Linked DNA regions of Mus musculus: region 2 is linked to region 1. The links are chromatin loops, found by intact Hi-C in ENCODE. Cell type or tissue: left cerebral cortex. All regions are shown on one strand. Each heading gives the region's core, and the rest is flanking DNA. Links, peaks and the distances in the headings are about the cores only.

Region 1 (10,837 bases), core at 2,052-10,051:
TTGTGAGCCACCATGTGGTTGCTGGGATTTGAACTTCAGACCTTCGGAAGAGCAGTCGGGTGCTCTTACCCACTGAGCCATCTCACCAGCCCAACATCACCCATTTTTAATTCACTCCTGACTGGTCAACACCACAAATGTTCCAACCTGAAGACAAATGTCCAGTTCTCTAGCTCGAGGACATGCTGGCCCAAATCTATGGATCAGGCCTTTCTTTAATCTTTTAATCTCTTTCAGCATGAGCCTTGGCCTTAACACTACTAATTTTCTTATATCTGTTATAATTGCTTTGTGTCCAAGAATGTGGTGAAATTTGGAGAAAGTTCCATGGGCTGCAGAGAAGAAAGTATAGTCTTCAGTATATGGGTGAATCATTCTGTGAGTGTCCACTGGATCACTATGATTTATGATGTTATCTAATTCCAGCATTTGTCTGTTTAGTTTTTGTTTGGAGACCTGTCTTGGTGAAAAATAGGGTATTGAAGTCATCCACATTATTGTGTGAGGGTCAATATGTGATTTAAGCTGTAGTAATGTTTCTTTTATAACTTGGGATCCTTTGTGTTTGGTACATAAATGTTTAGAATTGCAATATTCTCTTGGTGGATTTTTCCTTTGATGAATACATAGTGTCTTTCTCTATTTCTCCTGATTAGTTTAGAGTTGAAGTCTATTTTGTCAGATATTGAAACACCTGCTTGCTTCTTAGGTCCATTTACTTGGAATATCTTTTTCCATCCCTTTACCCTGACTGGATATATAGAAGAATGAAAATAGAGCCATATTTATCATCCTATACAAACTCAGCTCCAAATAGATCAACAAGCTTGATGTAAGAATCTGATAGCCTGAATCCGATAGAAGAGAGTTAGGGAACAGTGTTAAAGTCCTGCACTGGAGGGGGCTTGCTGAGCAGAACAGCACTGGCAAAGGCACCAGACAACAATAAATGGAAACCCAGGAGGCCAAAAACCTCTGTGCAGCTAAGGACACCATCATTTGTGTAAAGCCATGGTCTACCAAATGGAAAAGAATTTTTGCCAATTATACATCTGATAGAGAGTTGGTGACTAGAAAATACAAAGCAATCAATGTCAGGAAAATAAATAACAACTTTAAAATGGGGTGTAGAATTAACCAGAGAGCTTTCCAAAGGTGAAACAAATGTCTAGAAAACACTTTTAAAATGTTCCACATCTTTAGTCGTCAGAGAAATGCAAATCAAAACTACTTTGAAATTTTATCTTACACCAGTAAGAATGGCCAAGAAAAAGCAACAAATGATCACTCAGGCTGGTTTGAATGTGGGGAGAGGGAGTTGCATTTTCACTGTTGTTAGGACAGTGAACTGATACAGGCCCTGTGGAAACTAGGGTGCCAGGCAAATCAGTGCTCCTTAAAAATCTGAAATAGATCTACCACAAAATCCAGCTATATCACTCTTGGGCAAATGCCCACAGGACTCTACATCCAACTGCAGAGACACTTGCTCACCATATCCATTGCTGCTCTGTCCCTAACAGCCAGTGTCCCATCCAGCAGGACCCAGTTATTCGTGGGTGCAAGGGGGACCACAAACCTGAAGAGAAATGAGTGAGAAAGAGAAGCAGAGACCAAGGAGGATTCCTGTCAAGGTCTTGGTTTATTAGACTGAAACACCAGGTTATAAGCACACAGCAAGGGGAATAGGGAGGAGTTGAGGGGGAATTAACAAAGAACAAAGATGTGGGCATATGGGGACATGAAGGCCGAATTCAGACTGCAAGCAGGAGGCACTCTGAGTCTTATCTCCGGAATGTAGATTCCTCCTTAACAGCCTTGGGTGTCAGGCTGGGCTCAGCACATAACTTGTGTGCTTAGAAGTCTTGGGAGTCAGGAAGAGATTAGGAAGAGGGGACTATAATTCAGCTTTTAGGGTCTCTGGTGCCAGGAAGGGATAGGGGGGAGGAGGTGATGACTGGCTCCTTAGCACAAGGCCATTTGGCTTATTAGGATGGGAAGCTGTGAAAGGCCTACTTTCTCATGGTATGGTCTCCAACAAGCCAGAAACTAGAAAATGCCAAATGTCCATCAGCTGACGAATGCATAATAAAAATGGTGTATGGTTTCATAATAAAATATTATTCAGCTGTTTAAAAAATGAAATTTTCAAGTGTCTAGATGGAGCTATAAACAATCCTCCAGAGTGAGATAAACCAGACTTCAAGAGACAAACATTGCATGCTTTTCTTTCTTACATGTGGATATGAGCTTTTAAACTTTAGATGTGTGTATTTCTATTTAAAATAGAAAACTAGGTAGTAGGAAGTAACTATTGGTGAGGGGGATTCAAAAGGAAATAAGTGAGTTTATGAGTGTCTTGATTAAGCTAATTAAAAATCTGCAATATATACATGTGTAATAAAACCTCACTATATAATATAATATGTGAACTAAAAAGAATTTTAAAATAAATTTTAAAGTAAATTAATGGCAATTTTTTTTTTTTTTTTTTTTTTTTTTTTGGTTCTGGACCAGGCTATGAAGCAGGTGAATGAGCTAAAGAAGGACAATAAGACCCTGAATGCTGGGAACATTGGTGATGCCTTACAGTGCTGCTCTGAGGCAATTAAACTAGATCCCCAGAACCATGTGCTCTATAGCAATCGCTCTGCTGCCTACACCATGAAAGAAGACTACCAGAGGCCTATGAGGATGCTGCAAGACCTGAAGCCTGACTGGAGCAAGGATTATTCAAGAAAAGCAGCAGCCCCTGAGGTCCTAAACCAGTTTGAAGAAGTCAAATGAACCTATGAAGAAGATTTAAAACATGAAGCAAATAATCCCTAGCTTAAGGAGGGCTTATGGAGGCCAGGTTGGCAGAGAGGAAATTCACGAATCCTTTCAACTTGCATAATCTGTGCCAGAAGTTGGAGAATGATCCCAGGACAAGAAGGCTGCTCAGTAACTCCACCTACAGGGAACTCAGAGAGCAGCTACAGAACAAGCCTTCAGACCTGGGCACGAAACTACAGGATTCCTGGTCACTACTTGCAGTGTCCTTCTTGGGGTTGATCTGGGCAGTATGGATGAAAAAGTAGCAACACCCTCACCCCACCTCCTCCCAAAAAGGAGGCCAAGTCAGAACCTATGGAAGAAGATCTTCCAGAGAATAAGAAACAGGCACTGAAATAAAAGGAGTTGAGAAATGATGCCTATAAGAAGAAAGATGTTGACAAGGCCCTGAAGCATTATGACAGGGCCAAGGAAATGGACCTGACCCTACCAGTATGACTTACATAACTAATCAAGCTGCTGTGCACTTTGAGAAGGGCGACTACAACAAATGCTGGGAGCTCTGTGAGAAGGCCTTTGATGTGGGCAGAGAGATCCAAGAGGACTACAGACAGATGGCCAAAGCTTATGCCTGAATTGGCAATTCCTATTTCAAAGAGGAAAGGTACAAGGATGCTATCCATTTCTACAAGTCTCTGGCAGAGCACCGAACCCCAGACGTGCTCAAGAAGTGCCAGCAGGCAGAGAAAATTCTGAAGGAACAAGAGCGACTGACTTATATCAACCCTGGCTTGGCTTTGGAGGAGAAGAACAAGGGCAGTGAATGCTTCCAGAAGGGGTGGAAGGCCATGAGGCACTATACAGAAGCCATTAAAAGGAACCCAGGAGATGCCAAACTGTACAGCAACTGAGCTCCTGGAGTTTCAGTTGGACTCAAGGACTGTGAAGAGTGCAACCTTCATCAAGGGTTATATAGGGAAAGCATAAAGGACTATTCAGAAGCCATAGGTGTGTACCAAACGGCATTAGACCTGGACTCCAGCTGTAAGGAAGCAGCAGGTGGTTACCAACACTGTATGATGGCACAGTACAACGGACATGATAGCCCTGAGGATGTGAAGAGTCTGGCCATGGCTGACCCTGATGTGCAGCAGATAATGAGTGACCCAGACATGAGGCTCATCCTGAAGTAGATGCAGAAGGATCCCAGGTTCTGAGCAAATACTTAAAGAATCCTGTAATAGCACAGAAGATCCAGAAGCTGATGGACATGGGTCTGATTGGAATTTGGTAATAACTTGCTTTTCCACTCTTCCCTGCACTGATAAGGAAAGGCAAGCTGGGACGGTGGTGAGCAGCACTGGGTAGAGAGGGGAGAAGAAAGGTTTATCTTTGTATTTATACATGTCTACAAGGAAGACAGACTCGTCCAGCACGACCTCGGGCCCTCCCAACACACACATGGTTCACTGCTGCCCTCAATTCCAAGTGTCCTTCCCTGACCACTCCCAGCCTCCCCATCACTGTCTCAGCTGCTCTCTTATAGTTGGTTATTTTTTATTTAAGGTCAGTGGGTGCATACGGGGAGGGAGGGGTATTCTTCCCTACTGAGGGTCCCAGCTGTCTTTATTTGTTCTCACCTATGTCCCTCCTCAATTAAACAAGCCACTCAGGTGTGATTTAAAAAAAAAAAAGCCCAGCTAGCTTAGTTGGTAGAGCATGAGACTCTTAATCTCAGAGTCATGGGTTCAGGCCTCATGTTTGGCACCATCTATAGTGTGCAGTTATAAATCAAACAGTTCACGATGTGGCTGGCTAGGCACTGGCAACTGCAGTCTCACCTGCTCCCATGGTTCCCAGTTCCCACAGCTAGTTTGCTGCCAGGCTGTTCACACTTCCCAGGTCATCTACCCACTGTGGCAAGCCTGCAGAAAGCCTGCTATTGCTAGCTCAGATTCCCTTAGCCCTATAAAATGATAACACCACAGACTTTTACTATACCATCCAGATTTATAACAGTAATTCTCCAACCCCAAAATGCCCATGCAAAGAACACATAATATAACTGGTATAAATTCAAACTGCACACCTAGATCAAGCAAATGTATCTTACATTACTTTTTTCCATCTATGAAATCCCTAGCTACTTGTGGCTCATCCAGGCCACATGGTTCTGTTTCATCTTCCTTTTCCTCCATCTTCTCTCAGTCCTCCATCATCTCTCTTCCTCTCTCTCTCTCTCTCTCTCTCTCTCTCCCTCTCTCTCTCTCTCTTTGTGTGTGTGTGTGTGTCCCCTCTCTAACTTTCAGCTCCACCTTTTCCTTCCACTCTCCAATCCGATGCTGCATGTGCTTCCACTTATGGTGCAGGAGTAAACCGTGAAGACACTCCGAAGCTGGTGACCTCCTAGGACAATAGCAGATGTTTCCAGGGTGAGCACATTGTTTCATAGCCCTACAGAGCTTTTGGAGAGTAGGTGCCAGCAGGGGGCGATATAGGATATGCCCCAAAGCTCAAAACGTTACAGAATAAAGTAATATCACACACACAAAGTAAAAACCAAATACAGGAGCTTACATGAGGAGCTTCAGCACGTCTCTCCCACCTGTGCAGACCAGAAATAACCAATGGAGAAGCCATGAGAGTCTGGATGGTTTCAGAGAGCTCCTTAAGCTATTGAGTTGTTTACTTGCAGAGTTTTGACGGACTTCCAGAAGTGTGGAATATTTCCTAACTCCCTTTAGAACATCCCGAGTCTTCTATGCACAATACCAAGCTTCAGATTCATTTCAGATCCAAATTAACAATCACTGCCTCATACTCCACTGAAGATGCAATACACATCTTTTCTCTGACTGAATCTGTGCTGGATAGTTTTATGTCAACTTTATGTCAAGCTGAAGTCATTTGAGAAAAGTAAACCTCAACCAAGAAGATTCCCCCACCTGTGGGCAAGCCTGTGGTGCACTTTCTTGATTGCTGATTGGTATGGAAGAGCCCAGACAATTGTGGGTGGTCCCGCTCCTGCCCTGGACCAATGGGTCCAGGGTGTATAAGAAAGCAAGTTGAGTAAGAGAGAGGCACAAGCCTGTAAGCAATGTTCCCCCACAGCCTCTGCATTAGTTCCTATCTTGAGTTCCCACACTGACTTTCCCTGGATGGTGGAATACAAGCTGTAAGCTAAAATAAGCTCTCCTCCCTCAAGCTCATGTTAGTCATGTTTTATCACAATTGAACCCATAACTAGGACAGAAATTGGCACCAAGTCTTAGAGTGTGAAAACTTGCTTGACTGGGTAAATTAAGACTGGTCAGTTAAGGCTGCAAATAAACTAAGGTTAAGAAGAAACCAGCATTAAGGAAGCAGAACCTTCTGGGAAGTGTTTCCTCGGGGTCAGCACACAAACCTATAGTGCAAACAGGTCCAAGCCTGGACCTCGTGCTGGCAAACAAACCTGGTAATGTGTGGGATTAAAACCATGCCAGGAGCCGGGCGTGGTGGCGCACTCGGGAGGCAGAGGCAGGCGGATTTCTGAGTTCGAGGCCAGCCTGGTCTACAGAGTAAGTTCCAGGACAGCCAGGGCTATACAGAGAAACCCTGTCTCAAAAAAAAAAAAAAAAAAAAAAAAAAAAAAAAAAAAAAAAACACATGCCAGGAAGTTTGTTAAGGTAAAGCAGGTCAAGAGGAAGAGACTCGTGGGCACACACCTGAGGCTTAGGTGACTCCCAGCTCCCTGCCAGACTCCTGACTTGGAACACATGCCATGCTTCTCTCACATAAAAGAAACGTGGCCTATGGTCACATAGGCTCAAAACAGAGTTCTCCATGCTAATGAGGAACCTAGGCCGGGAGGGCTTAAGCCCATAAGCTTCTCTTCCTAGACATTCCTCCCTGCAAAAGGAATTTAATCTCAGGCCCACCCTGAGAAGTGGTTTTATGCATCAATTTTCCATCATCGACTGTCTCTTTCATCAAGATTCACCATGAGGAACCTGGAGAAGGTCTTTGTCTACAGAGCCACATCCTGTAGAAGGCCTCTCTGCACTCCCAGCCACAACTGCCACCAAACCTGCCTCTGTTAAGCAAAGGACACTCACCCCATGAGACAAGCCAGAGCTCTCCTTCCTCCCCACCCCCTCCCCAGCCCCAGCTAGATGCTGTCCCCAGGCCATGTGGCCCCTGACTCTGTTCTCTGCTCTTCTGTGACTTCCAGTGGCGCCTAGATGTCCAAGAGTCTAAGAACCCCATGGCCCTGGCAATGTCACAGACCCAAGGACCCCTAAATCAGGTCCGACTTTCCCTCATCTCAGACTGTGCTTTCCTATCCCAGGAGCACTTCCCTACAGCTCGTGAACTCACCCGGAAGGCAGCACAGGGTAATCTCAGTCAAACTCCCCAAGTTCCTCCTCCCCAAGCAGCCGTGCCCTGCAGCTGAGCAGACTCAGGCCGACAGTAATGTGTAAGTTTCCCAGGTAATACTGGTTGTGAAGGCATAAAGAGTCATGGAGAGCTGCCGAGTCTTGGCACCATGAAGAGCTTGCTGGTAAACGTGTAGCCTAGGTTGAAGTAGGAGCATTCGAACTGAAAGGGTCTTAGAGAGAAGTTGACACTTGACAACATATAGCAGGACCAGAGTCCCTGCAGATGGCCCAGGAGACTGTTGGTGAAAGTGCAACTCGATTGCAACAGGAGCCTGCAGAATGTTAGAGATGACAATATCATGGGATAACCACCAGGAACAGCAGCAACTCTGTGGTATAGAGCTGGCCTGAGCCTCTGATGGGTGATGCATATGCTTGGCCAGCCCTTGGGAACTAAGAAGTCCCAAAGGCCTGACGTCGAGCTTTACAACATCGAGCTTTACAACATGAACCTTTACCCTGTTTGACTTTGATTTTGCCTTGATCTGATTGTGATGCTGCCTGGTCCTTCCCTCTTGGAATATGAAAATATTTAACTATTTCGTATTTTACAGGAGCCCATAGTTAAGAAGCTTTGGAATTTTACAGATATTTGGAGTTTCAGAGAGACTGGATATTGTAAGAGACTGAACTTTTAAAGTATTGAAATTTTTAGGGACTGTGAGACCCTTAAAATTAGAATATTGTATATTGTGATGTTGATATTGATATGAAACCTTAGGAACAACAAGAAAGCAAAGGTTATGCTGAATTATTTGTGAGTGAAGTTGACAAAGGGTCAATTGTGCTTGCTAGGTTAATGACAATTTGACACAAGCTAGAGTCATTTGGAATGGGGAACCTCAACTAAGAAAAAAATGCTCCCACCAGATTGGCCTGTGGGCAAGTCTATACTGCATTTTCTTGATTGATGATTGATATGGAATGGCCCAGGTGGATATACCACTCCTGGTGGTCCTGGGTGTTATATAAATTATGCTGAGCAAGACATGAGAAGCAAGAAGCAGCCTTGGCCTCTGCATTAGCTCCTGCCTCCAGCTGCTGTTCTGACTTCCTAGATAATAGACTACAAACTGTAAGCTGAAACTGTCCTTCAAAAGTTGTGTTTGGTCATAGTTGGGTTTTTTGGGGGTTTTTTTTGTTTGGTTGGTTGGTTTTTGGTTTTTGTTTTGTTTTGTTTTGTTTTTATCACGTCCATAGAAGCCCTAAGACAGAATTCAAGAGCATGCATGGATCTGTTGTGTCACCACCTGGGAAACCAAGCTGTGGAAGGCAGACGGCAGGAAACACCTGCTAAAGGAGCCAAAGGAAGAGTTGGTGAGGGACCTCAGAGTTCAGCCATCTTAAAAAGCACAAAACTTGTGGATGCAGGAGCTGGCCAACAAAGCCTAGAGAGACAGTCTGCCTTGAGATGCTGCAGAATGTGAATAACCACAGTAACAAAAGGAGAGGAGTTGGAACCTGTCACTTCTTCCAGTATCAGCCCGCCTGCTTGTAACAAATGTGTAGCAATTTCCTCTAAACTGAAACAATGCATACTAGAGGGAGACCTCTTCAGACTTGGAAAGTAGGGGCTGGAGAGAAGGTTCAATGTTTAAGAGCAAGTTTTGCTCTTGCAGAGAACCACAGCTCAGTTCTGAGCACACAACCATCTGTGACTCCAGTTCGAGGCAAACTGCCCCTTCTGGTCTCCTGGAGCATTAGGCCTACATATATGGTGCACATTTCACACATGTGGACAAGACACACATGAAATAAAAATAAGCCAGGAAGTAAAAGAAACTTACAAAACTCAGGAAGTAAACAAATGCATTAAAAAAGTCGCTAGAAGTTCTGAAATTTTCCCATGATTTTATAAGCTGTAATGATTGCTGGGGTGAGACTTTCCAGCCAGCCAAGGTGCCTGGGAATCTCAAAAGGAACTCCAGGGTTCAGCTTTGATGAGACTGCCACTCATGATGGGAAGGCTTTTCAGTGATGCAGCTACCTCTGAGTCACACATATTCTTATAAGTAAAACAAATAATCTCATTCATTTGCCACGTTGGACTTCAGTGGAATTGTAACTGTAGTCTCTAAGCAGTTCCCCAGCTGAGATGAACAGACATCTGTTCACATCTCACCAGGAAAAGTCACACCGCTGCTGGCCACCCCAGTAACCTCCAGACTAAAATTAATCAGAGCTGAGGATAGTGAGGAAAGGGGGCAAAGATAAACCAAGCTGCAACACATAGGACCAGCAGCGAGCAGGAAAGACAGGCTCCATTAAAGGTTAGGTCTTGGGTTATGTTCAATTCTAAGCTCTGCTCCTGACTGGAACGCAACTTGAGCCACTTCCTACTGTTTCTAAGCCTTGAGCCCTCAGCCTAGAATAGAAATAGAAAGCCTTATTTCGGGAGGCTCAAGGTCCATCCTGAAAGGAAGATGGACATGAGGGAAGGGCTGTGCTGGAGGAAGAGAGACGTAGTAGCACATGGACTGAAATCGTGATGAGCACACTTGTGAGCTGTGGCGGGAATTTTTAACCACACCGTTTTGTGCTCCCGGTGGATCTGGATTTCTGGATCTCACACTTCCAGACACACACACACACACACACACACACACACACACACACGTTAATTTTAAAATGCCTTGGCTACCTCAAAGGCTGAGAACTCCTAAACCTTCCCCTGCTACCCCAGGCCTAGTCAGGGAAGTGGCCAGTGGCTACTCATCTGAATTCTCACGTGGCTGGTTGGCTTTCTCTCCTGCAGCTTCTGTGTCCATTGTATCCGACCACTTTATGGCGATCTCCCTTCTCTCTCCTGTGTCCTAGCCTGAGCAATTCTAGGGTCCTGCCCCATGCCCAGCCATTGGCCGTTTGGGGACCAGGACCCCAAACCAATTAGGGACAAGGACCTTTAGAATTTGGACATGCAGCCGGACGGTGGTGGTGCACACCTTTCATCCCAGCACCTGGAAGGATTTCTAAGTTCGAGGCCAGCCTGGTCTACTAAGTGAGTTCCAGAACAGCCAGGGCTATACAGAGAAACCCTGTCTCGAAAAAAAACAAAAAAGAAAAAGAAAAAAAAAAGAATTTGGACATGCAGATTCCTGACTGAATCAAAGCATTAGAACCAATCTCCAACAGTGAGTGACTATTCACCAACCCAAGAAACTGCCATCTCGGGGCACTCAGCTGCACCCCACTGTAAAAAAGGTCATCCTTGTTGATGATTTATACCCCCAAATGGAGGGATGGAGAGGGGCACAAGATTCTTACCTGAGTATCAAAATCTTCCCCTCAATCTGTTGAATACATATCTGCCTTAATTAGCGAGGGCACGGAAAGGCCCTCACCTTTCTGGGTAAGGTTTTCCAGGTGCAGCCTGTTAGGAGGGAGGGGCATCCATATCCTGGTAAGTAACCCCTTACCTATGCTCTGTAAGGAAGCAAAGAAACTCATTGGTTTCCCAGAATGAACTTTGGTGGCATCACGCTTTGACTTGTCACTGGGACCTTAGGAGGAGGGGCACACGTTGCATATGTCTCCCCTAGGAAGGAATATTAGTAATAGCACTATTCCCAGAGAATACTTGGATCGGGAACTCTCCTCTGGGTTAGTTTCCCACTGGGTTCCATGACTCCACAACTCTGCAT
Region 2 (10,837 bases), core at 1,752-9,751, 260 kb before region 1:
AATTGCTTTCTAGAAATGAGCCACCTCTTAGGCTTTCTTCTTTCACAAGTTGTAAACTTAGCCAGGAGGGGATCTTACCCTGAAGGCACCCTTCCCAATGTTCTAGTACATAGGAGGAAATAGCCACTTAGTGGCATTTTTTTTTTTTTTTTTTTAGGGTTTCATTGCTGTGAAGAGACACAATGACCAAGGCAACTCTTATAAAGGACAGCATTTAATTGGGACTGGCTTCTAGGTTCAGAGGTTCAGTCCATTACCATCAAGGCGAGAGCATGGCAGTGTCCAGAAAGGCATGGCACTGGAGGAGCTGAGGAGCTACATCTTGTTCAGAAGGCAGCTAGAAGACTGACTGACTCCTCAGGCAGCTAGGGGGGGTCTCAAAGCCCTCCCCCACAGTGGCACACTTCCTCCAACAAGACCACACCTACTCCAACAAGACCACACCTTCTAATGGTGCCACTCCCTGGGACATATTCAAACCACCACAGGCATTAATCTTCTTAACATTCTTTTTTTTCTCCAAACTGTATATTTTGTATTTCTTTTAGTCCCATTTGCTCTTCTCTGTAGAGCTGCATAAGAGCTCTATAGAACTGCATAAGCATTTTATAGGCTCAACATTATTTACAGTCTTAAATTTTTTCTCTGCCAAAATCCTGTCCCTTACTTTTTTTTTTTTTTTTTTTTTTTTTTTTTTGGTTTTGGCTTTTCGAGACAAGGTTTCTCTGTATAGCCCTGGCTGTCCTGGAACTCACTCTGTAGACCAGGCTGGCCTGGAACTCAGAAATTCACCTGCCTTTGCCTCCCAAGTGCTGGGGTTAAAGGTGTGAGCCACCACACCCTGCTCTTTTGTTGTTTTGTTTTGTTTTGTTTTGTTTTGTTTTGTTTTTGGATACCCCTTACTTTTTAATTCAGCCTTGGGTAAATTCTTAGGACAAGGGCAAAAAACAGACAGATTCTTTTCTTTGCCAAAATGGCACACACTACCAACAGAAACACTGTTCTCTCTAAAACTTCTTGAACTGGGCCTCCATACATACTTCCACCTCTGGAATTACAGTCTGGACTATGAGTGCTAAATCCAGTAGAACACATTTCTGGGAAGAAAACAAGATGGAGAGACAGCTGAGAAATGTAGACTATGTTATTAAAGGCTTTCCAGAATACAATGCTCCTTTCTACCCACTTCATGCAATGTCCCTCAATGGGAAAGCCTCTTTAGACGTAAGGCCCTAAACACTACAACTCTCATTAGTCAATCAACTTTGTAGACTCTCGACCATGGGCTGAACTCTATACAAGAGACTTTTTCCCCCTGCAAACTTCCGTTTTCTACAGACTGTTGTTCTCACTGCAGGCACTTCATGAGATAATGGGGTAGGAAAAGAAATAAGCTACTGAGTTAGCAGAAACAACACTGAGTAGGAACAATGGCCTCAATCCCAAGCCCTCCATATGTTCCACTCCACAGGAGGAAAAAGGAAAGCCTACAAAAAGGCTGGATAAAGCCCCAAATAAGATGGTAAAAGTATAAATACTCAATAATTACAATATAAACAGGATAAAAATCTCACCTGTCAACAAAAACATTTTCATCTTACACTGTCTGTATTCTTTAGAATGTATAAATCAAATTATCCTGGGCTGTCTTTAACCCCTCAATAAGCATCCTCCACTGTCCACCTCTGTGTGTAACATAGCAATGTCTTTAAGTATGAGGTGTGAATACTTCAGGTGTGTGTGAATGAATGCCTCCTACCAACCCAGAAGCCTGTAGAGAAGACGTCATCTGAGTTCCTGCTGCGAATTAGAATCCATGGGAAGAAACTGTTCTGCAACGACCAATTTTCCCCATGAAGAAATCGATCTTGAGAGCATGAGTAACCAAATGGCTTCTTGAGCTGGTCTGAGACAGAATCTCAGTCTTCAGACCAGACTGACCTGCAGCTAATAACTCACTTGTGGGCTTTGAAAGTATGATAACCTTCTTGCCTCAGCGTCCATATGCTAGAATTACAGGTACAGGTAACCATGCTTGGCTGTCTTCTAAATCTTAAAACATTAATTCAGAGGCTGGAGAGATGGCTCAGCAGTTAAGTGCTCTGGTCTTCCAGAGCACTAGAGGGTCAATTCTTAGCACCCACACGGTGGCTCACAACAGTCCGTGACTCCAGTACTTGGTGATCTAATGCCTTCCTGCCGCCTTGGGCACCAGGCATGCACATGGTGCATAGATCAACATGCAGGCAAAACACAAATACACATAAAATAAAATTCTTTTAAAAATTAAACAGTGGGTCCACAATTGTCAAAATACTCCTTCCAAGACAAAGGACTACCTGAGTCTCTTACTCTTAATTCTGAGTGCTCTCAAGCACTTCCTTAGGAGTCTTGAAAACACTGCCTAAGGGGATAGTAAACATCCTCAAGCTAGACACCTTCAGGTTTGAATCCTGGCCCCAAATCACCAGTTAATTTCTCCAATCAACTTAATGACTCTCTTTGTACATCAATCCTCTTACTAGTATGATTTTTGTGAAATAAATTTATGTACATCTATATTTATGTGTATCACAACAAATTTCTTTTAAAAAAAAAAGACATTCTATGATAATAGCTACTGTAGCATGTAGGGGGAGAATAGTCATTTGTTCGTTCAAGTGATACTAAAGAATTTCTTAGTGGCAGATTTGGGGAGACACAGGAATGAATAAATGGCTCCTGACAACTGATGTGTGTAACCTTACTTTCACCATCCCAGTCCTATTGAGTATCACCACTTCCACTGTGCAGGGGAATCTCATAGCTAGTGATGGAACCGGATTCACGAGTGCTACATGACTCCCAAACTTCTGTCTTCAACATTTTAAACTTCACCTCCCTCATGTGAATACTTAACATCTAGTCAAAAGCAGAGATGCAGTCTGTAGACTTTGTTTTTATTATTTTTGACACACAATAAGAGTACTGTTTAAAAGAGAGTTTCATAGCCACAGAACAGTGGCTAAACAGTGACAGCTGAGTTCTCTTTTTGTCCACTTGGTGGTGTTGTTTTGATTTTGTTGTCACTGCTTGCTTGGTTTTGAGGCAGAGCCTCAGCCTATGCTGGCCTTCACAGCAACCTTCATTGCTCAGTCTTCCAAATCCTGGAACCACAAGAGTTTCCACCAAGTTCTTGTTCTTCTTTTACTTTCTTCCTTCCTTAAGAAAAGTAACATTCCTCTGGAAGACTGTCCACTCTGATTCATCTCAATTGTGCGGCTCCCACATATAAATTTTTCCCCCCGAAGGAACTGGCACTTCCCAAGAATTTAATTTGGCTTATTTTTTCCATGAAGGAAACAGTTATTTAATAATGGATGGTTTGGGGAGATTTAATAAGGAAAGTCAGATTTGATTCAAAGGAAGAAACATTCTACACTTTTTTCTTACATTCTTTACTTTCAACAGGTGTTTTAGAAAACTAGGTCCTTTTCCTTCAGTTGCTACAGATTTTATTGTGTGAAGGGAGCAGCCACACCTATTCAGATACAAGTAATTCTTTCCCAAGGTTGACAATAATACGAGAAAAGGCTGACTCACAGGAAGGGCAATACTGATACAATATAACAAAACTAGAAGGGCAATACTGATACAATATAACAAAACTAGAAGGCTCTGCTGTAAGCTCTTTACTTCTCTTAAAACTGCATTTCCTCATTGTATGGGGGAGCACTCATGTGTGCACCTCCCACCAGAACTGATTCTCTTCTTCCATCATGCAGGTACCAGGGATGGAACTCAGGTCATACGTTTGGAAGCAAGCATCTAATTTACCTGCTGAGCCTTCTCTACTGTTCATAGGTACTCTATTTCTTTTTTTATTATTATTTAAACAAATTTCTATTAGATATTTTCTTCATTTACAATTCAAATGCTATCCCAAAAGTCCCTTATACCCTCTGCCCACCCTGGTCCCCAACCCACCCACTCCTGCTTCCTGGCCCTGACATTCCCCTATATTGGGGCATATAATCTTTACAAGACCAAGGGCCTCTCCTTCCATTGATGGCCGACTAGGCCATCTTCTGCTACATATGTAACTAGAGACACAGCTCTGGGGGGTACTGGTTAGGTCATGTTTTTGTTCCTTCTATAGGGTTGCAGGCCCCTTTAGCTCCTTGGGTATTTTCTCTAGCTCTTCCATTGGGGGCCCTGTGTTCCATCCAATAGATGACTGTGAGCATCCACTTCTGTATCTGCCAGGCACTGGCATAGCCTCACAAGAGACAGCTATATCAGGGTCCTGTTGGTAAAATCTTGCTGGCATATGCAATAGTGCCTGCGTTTGGTGGTTGATTATGGTATGGATCCCTGTAAATAAATCTTTTTTTGTTTTGTTTTTGTTTGTTGGTTTGTTTTGTTTTGTTTTTCGAGAAAGGGTTTCTCTGTATAGCCCTGGCTGTCCTGGAACTCACTCTGTAGACCAGGCTGGCCTCAAACTCAGAAATCCACCTGCCTCTGCCTCCCAAGTACTAGGATTAAAGGTGTGCGCCACCACTGCCCGGTGGTACTCTATTTCTGAAATTGCTAGAGATTCCCTTTGAATTTAAAAATTAGAAGGAGGGCTGGAGGAATGGCTCAGTGGTTAAGAGCACTGACTGCTCTTCCAGAGGTCCTGAGTTCAATTCCCTGCAACCACATGGTGGCTGGCTCACAGCCATCTGTAATAGGATCTGATGCCCTCTTTTGGTATGTCTGAAGACAGCTATAGTATACTCAAATAAATATATATTTAAAAAAATAAAAATAAAAATTAGGAGGAGAAGACCAAATTTAAAAATTAGGAGGAGAAGACTTCAGCAATGGATGGAAAAAAAACCAAAAAACAAACAAACAAACAAACAAAAAACCAGGATAGCTGGGCATAGTGAGTAGTAGCCTGCTTACCCAAGTGCCCTGAATTCTACTCCCAGTATGGGGGTGGGGGAATGGGGAGGGCACAAATAAATAAAAGAGCAAACAGAACCCTTTCTCCTACAAGCATAGCTGCTTTGCAGAAATAATTTATAGACTATACTGTGACTCTTGAAAGAGGATGTTTCATATTTTGATCGTCTCTTCAAAGCATTTGAAAATAAATCTAGTAACATAACAGAGGCATCAGACCAGTGTCTGTGCTGAAAACAACGGGTGACAAAATGCGATGACAAAGCAAACCATTTTCACTTAATAACATTTTCATTCAGTTTGGTGAATCACAGCTAGAACTGGAAGAGATCTCCAGAATACTTTATCAGTTTCTTACTTCTACAGGAAATGATTACAGAGGACTCTCCGTGATCCAGTTCATGCATCATCTCACATCCTGACTTATCTAACGTGAACACACACTTAACACACCATCCATCACGATTTTCTGTCATGTGCCTTCTATAGCTTCGGGACAAGGAATAGACAGCATATTTACCAGTCTCGACATTGATCATATTGATAAAAACACAAAGCTGCTTGCTCAATCATTACAAAATGAAAGTAAAGAAGGGTGAGATTTCTTTTTAAGATTCAAAATATTCAAAAACATAAACATTATCTGAGTGTTTGACTTTTGCCCTCGGGAAGGGAGCGCCAGGGAACTAAGGTCAACTGAGCAGAGGAATTTGGTGAATCTTAAACAGCAGTATATTGAAAAATAGGTTGTACAATTCCTAATAAAGCTTTTTCTAAGGGCACACCTTTAGTTTTTTAAGAACAAGCTGGCCATATTCTTGAAGCTTTGGGAGAAAGAACAAACTAACTAGGAATAGTGTCCTGCGGGGTAACTAACCTGTGAGGATCCCTTTCACAACAGAAGGCAGCCCTTTCCCCCAGGTCCTCAACAGCCAAAGGCACACACCCACACCCACTCCACTCCTAACACCCCGTCAAGCCCCCAACACGCGGCACGCCCTCCGCCAGTCCCCAACACAGGCGTCACGCCCCCAACACGCGCGGCACGCCCCCCGCCGGCCCCCCAACACGCGGCACGCCCTCGCTCCGCTCACCCACGCATTACCTGCGGCCTGGCTGGGTTGCGCGACACGGTCAAGGCGCCGCAATTGCGGCGAAGGCCTGCTCCAGGGCCGGGGGATCCCGGGCGGCAGGTAGGAGCCTGACTTCCGCCGGATGGCCACCCGCCTGAAGTTATGGTCGCTCTCGCTGTTCATGGTGGCCTGCGGTCACTCCCGCAAGCCTTGCCCCGCGCGCGTCCAGGTTGCGCGACTCCCTGCGCTCCCTCCCCGCGCAGGCCTCGCTTCCCGGGCCTGCGCTCCGACTCCGTCGTCGGACTCTCCGGCAGCGGCCGGCCCAGGCCGCCCCCGCTGCACAGCCAATCGCCAGAGTGCAGCGCGGTCCCGCCCGAGCGCCGAAGAGGCTTGGGGGGGACCGGCGTCGCCCATTGGCCCAGGGGAAGGCAGAGTGCACCTGCCTGGCTCACCTGAACCTCAGAAACGCCTCATCAGCTTACTTACCGACCACGCCCTGGGATGCTGGAAGAACAGTCTGGCTGTTACTCACCACACTTTCAAGAGCCAAAGTCTCCCAGGCTACCGCGCTGCAAACTTTAGGTAAGGAAACCCAGCTTTGAAAATGACTGAGAAGCCGGAATTCCAGATGCACCGCCGGCTCTTGGAAGAAGCGAATCAGCTTGCCGGGAGCGCTGTTCAAGCAATAAGGAAGCGCAGCTCTCACCTTAAAGGGAATAAAAGTTTCTTCTGCAGCCCTTTTGAGTAACCATGGCCCAGGAACACAGATTTAGACAACCTCAAATTCCATGTTCCAATGCGGAAGCAGTCTTAGAGTTTCACAGAACAAAGAAAGTCGTAAATCAAGGCAAGTTTAAAGTCCATTGGTAGGTATATCAGAGAGGCGGTTACCAGCAAGATGGAGGTTTTTGAATAGGCTTGAGATACTATCTCGTGACATTCTTAGCTTTGTGGTTGCTAGAAGTCATCTAAGTCAGTCAATAGATTCCAAAGGTTAGTTTAATCTGTTAGTCATGGGATGTTAGTTTTAAAGTAGAGGTGGACAAGAAATGACTGTTCCCCTGGGCTAAAGCTAGGCCAAGGTAAGTTAATTAGCCTCTGGGCTTGCAGCGTTCTAACCTCTCTACAGTACTGAAGTTCTAACCAGCCAGTCAGTCGGTGCAGACAGATTCCCTTCAGATTTCATCCACAGAATAACACTGGTTTCCAGAACAGCACAAGACCCAGTTTATCATGACCACTGTTAAAGATAATGTAGTAATAAAGTCAACAGATTTATGAATATGAAGCAGTTTCCAATGTACATTTCCACGGCAGAAAAAGGACATGACCACAGAGAAAAGACAAAAGTAGCTAACATGGTTACCTGGCTCAAGACAATAGCTTTTTTTTTTTTTAAAGATTTATTTATTTATTATATCTAAGTACACTGCAGCTGTCTTCAGACACTTCAGAAGACACTTCACACACTTCAGAAGAGGGAGTCAGATCTCCTTACGGATGGTTGTGAGCTACCATATGGTTGCTGGGACTTGAACTCAGGACCTTCAGAAGAGCAGTCGGGTGCTCTTAACCGCTGAGCCATCTCACCAGCCCGACAATAGCTTTTAAAGTCCCCTAAATACAAGAAAAGTTTGTCCTCTCTCTCTCATGAACAGACTTGCTCTCAAATCCCCATCTTATTGATTTAGGATATAGTACCTTACTTAAAAAATAATTTAGGACTTCACATTGCCCTCCTTCTTTCATCTAGACTTAGTTGCATAACAGACTACATGTAATTTTCCAACTCTACAGAGTTGTGAGATAAGTTGACTCCAGCCTTTAGAGAGGAGAGAGATGAGCCTGGGGATGCCTGCTTATCTGCAGCTCAGGAACATTTTAGCACACTTCATACTGAAAATGGACCATAGCAACTCATTCCTAACACTGCCTTCAGGAATTTAGTGATAATGCACTAATGTGCTTTAGAGTTCTTTTTTTCTTCTTTTTTTATTGGATATTTTCTTTATTTACATTTCAGTGTTATCCCCTTTCCTGGTTTCCGCCCCTCCCAGAAAGGAAACCCCCCTATTCCATCCTCTATCCCCCTGCCTCTGAAAGATGAAATTTCAAGACCTGTAAGTCATATAAAGTACTCAGAAATTGCTGGTTGTTTGTGAGCCTAGAGGCTGCCTGGGGCTGAGAAAAAAGAAAAACAAACCCGGGTATGCCCCGTAGCTAAAACATTCCTGAGAACAGCTTAACCTTAAAGATAAAGAGGAATGTGAGGACATAACAGGCTATCTGAACTGAGTCAACAACTCACAGAACTCTGACACCCTGCACGTACATGTAATTCTTCTGTTAATGTTTAAATAAGCCAATAGTGTGTCACTATGCTGAATTCCACACCCCTAAGCCCCTTACCCCATTAAGACCCCCTAGTTTTCGAGCCTTGGGGTCGAATCCACTGTCTCCTGTGTTAGATACGTTTTGACCCAGAGCTCTGTCATTAAACTGCCTCATGTGTTTACAACAAGAAAGGATTCTCATGTTTCTTTGGGTTCTCTCTCTCTCCCGAGGCTAGAGTGGGGGTCCCCGAAAGGGGGTCTTACACCTCTATGTGAGTGTTCCTCTACCCACCCACCCACCCACTTGCAACTCCCCACCCTTGATTCCCCTACACTGGGGTATTTACTGAGCCCTCATAGGAACAAGGACCTCTCCCACTGATGCATGACAAGGCCATCGTCTGCTACATATGCAGCTGGAGCCATGTGTACCCTTTTGTTGATGGCTTAGTCCCTGGGAGTTCTGGGGGGGGGGCTGGTTGGTTGATATTGTTGTTCTTCCTATGGGGTTGCAAACCCCTTCAACTCCTTCAATCCCTTCTCTAACTCTTCTACTAGGGACCCTACGTTCAGTCCAATGGTTGACTGCCAGCAGCATCTACCTCTGTATTTGTAAGGCTCTGGCAGGGTCTCTCAGGAGATGGACACCTCAGGCTCTGATCAGCAAGCACTTCTTGGCATCCACAATAGTGTCTGAATTTGGTAACTGTATATGGGATGAATCCCCAGGTCAGACAGTCTCTGAATGGCCTTTCCTTCAGTCTCTGCTCTATACTTTATCTCCATATTTGCTCCTGTGAGTATTTTGTACTCCTTCTAAAGGAGACAGAAGCACCCACACTTTGGTCTTCCTTCTTCTTGAGCTTCATGTGGTCTGTGAATTGAAACTTGGTTATTTGGATCTTTGGGGCTAATACCCACTTATCAGTGAGTGCATATCATGTGTGTTCTTTTGTGATTGGGTTACCTCACTCAGGATGATATTTTCTAGTTCCATCCATTTGCCTAAGAATTTCATGAATTCATTTTTTTTAATTGCTGAGTAGTACTCCATTGTGTAAATGTACCACATTTTTTGTATCCATTTCTCTGTTGAGGGACATCTGGGTTCTTTCCAGTTCCTATTATAATTAAGGCTGCTATGAACATAGTGGAGCATGTATCCTTACTGCATGTTGGAGCATCTTCTGATTATATGCCCAGGTGTAGTATTGCTGAGTCCTCAGGTAGTTCTATGTCCAATTTTCTGAGGAACCACCAGACTGATTTCCAGAGGGGTTGTACCAGCTTGCAATCCCACCAACAATGGAGGAGTGTTCCTCTTTCTCTGCATTCTCCCCAGCATCTGCTGTCACCTGAGTTTTTATTTTAGCCATTGTGACTGGAGTGAGGTAGAATATCAGGGTTGTTTTGATTTGCCTTTCCCTGATGACTAAGGATGTTGAACATTTCTTTAGGTGCTTCTCAGCCATTCCATATTCCTCAGTTGAAAATTATTTGTTTAGCTCTGTACCCCATTTTTAATGGGGTTATTTGATTCTCTGGAGGCTAACTTCTTAAGTTCTTTTTATATATTGTATATTAGCTCTCTTTTGGATGTAGGATTTGTAAAGATCTTTTCCCAATCTGTTGGTGGCCTCTTTGTCCTATTGACAGTGTCCTTTGCCTTACAGAAGCTTTGCAATTTTATAAGGTTCAATTTGTTTATTCTTGATCTTAGAGCATAAGCAATTGGTGTTCTGTTCAGGAATTTTCCCCCTATGCCCATGTGTTTGAGGCTCTTCTCTGTAAGTTTCTCCCACTTTCTCCTCTGTAAGTTTCAGTGTACCTGGTTTTATGTGGAGGTCCTTGATCCACTTGGACTTGAGCTTTGTACAAGGAGATAAGAATGAATCGATTTGCATTTTTCTACATGCTGACCACCAGTTGAACCAGCACCATTTGTTTAAAATGCTGTCTTTTTTCCACTGAATGATTTTAGCTCCTTTGTCAAATATCAAGTGACCATATGTGTATGGGTTTATTTCTGGGTCTTCAATTCTATTCCATTGATCTTCCTGCCTGTCTCTGTACCAATAACATGCAGTTTTTATCACAATTGTTCTGTAATACAGCTTAAGGTTGGGGATGGTGATTCCCCAAGAAGTTCTTTTATTACTGAGAATAGTTTTCGCTACCCTGGGTTTTTTGTTATTCCAAATAAATTTGCAAATTGCTGTTTCTAACTATGAAAATTTGGAATTTTGATGAGGATTGCATTGAATCTGTAGATTTCTTTTGACAACTTGGCCATTTGTACTATATTAATTCTGCCAATCCATGAGCATGGGAGATCTTGAAGTTCTTGTCATACAGATTTTTTACTTGCTTGGTTAGAGTCACACTGAGGTATTTTCTGTTATTTGTGATGATTGTGAAGGGTGTCATTTCCCTAATTTCTTTCTCAGTATCTTTTGAGTAGAGGAAGGCTACTGATTTGTTTGAGTTAATTTTATATCCAGC

What was found. A loop is a pair of places that touch in the nucleus more often than their neighbours do. Peaks named below come from ENCODE experiments on the same cell type or tissue, not always from the same donor. Only the 100,000 strongest peaks of a DNase experiment are listed, where the experiment ranks them.
Region 2: a loop joins it to region 1, with 2.7 times the contacts of the local background. A loop is called at or near these places in 3 of 42 quality-filtered maps.

What each region holds. Positions count from the first base shown.
Region 1 is chr16:16,849,795-16,860,631 of GRCm38, forward strand. It overlaps the pseudogene Gm5768. Among named protein-coding and RNA genes, the nearest start is that of Igll1, 8.8 kb to the right of the region's middle. In left cerebral cortex, for the core only: a CTCF peak has its summit at 5,268 (motif pointing right); DNase peaks (open chromatin) are centred at 5,271 and 5,971.
Region 2 is chr16:16,593,744-16,604,580 of GRCm38, forward strand. It overlaps Fgd4 (FYVE, RhoGEF and PH domain containing 4), which reads right to left and starts at 6,235. Exons shown (of 17, transcript NM_001301817.1): 1 at 6,035-6,235. The coding sequence starts at 6,185. In left cerebral cortex, for the core only: a CTCF peak has its summit at 3,031; DNase peaks (open chromatin) are centred at 3,086, 6,276 and 6,544; H3K4me3 peaks cover 1,220 bases.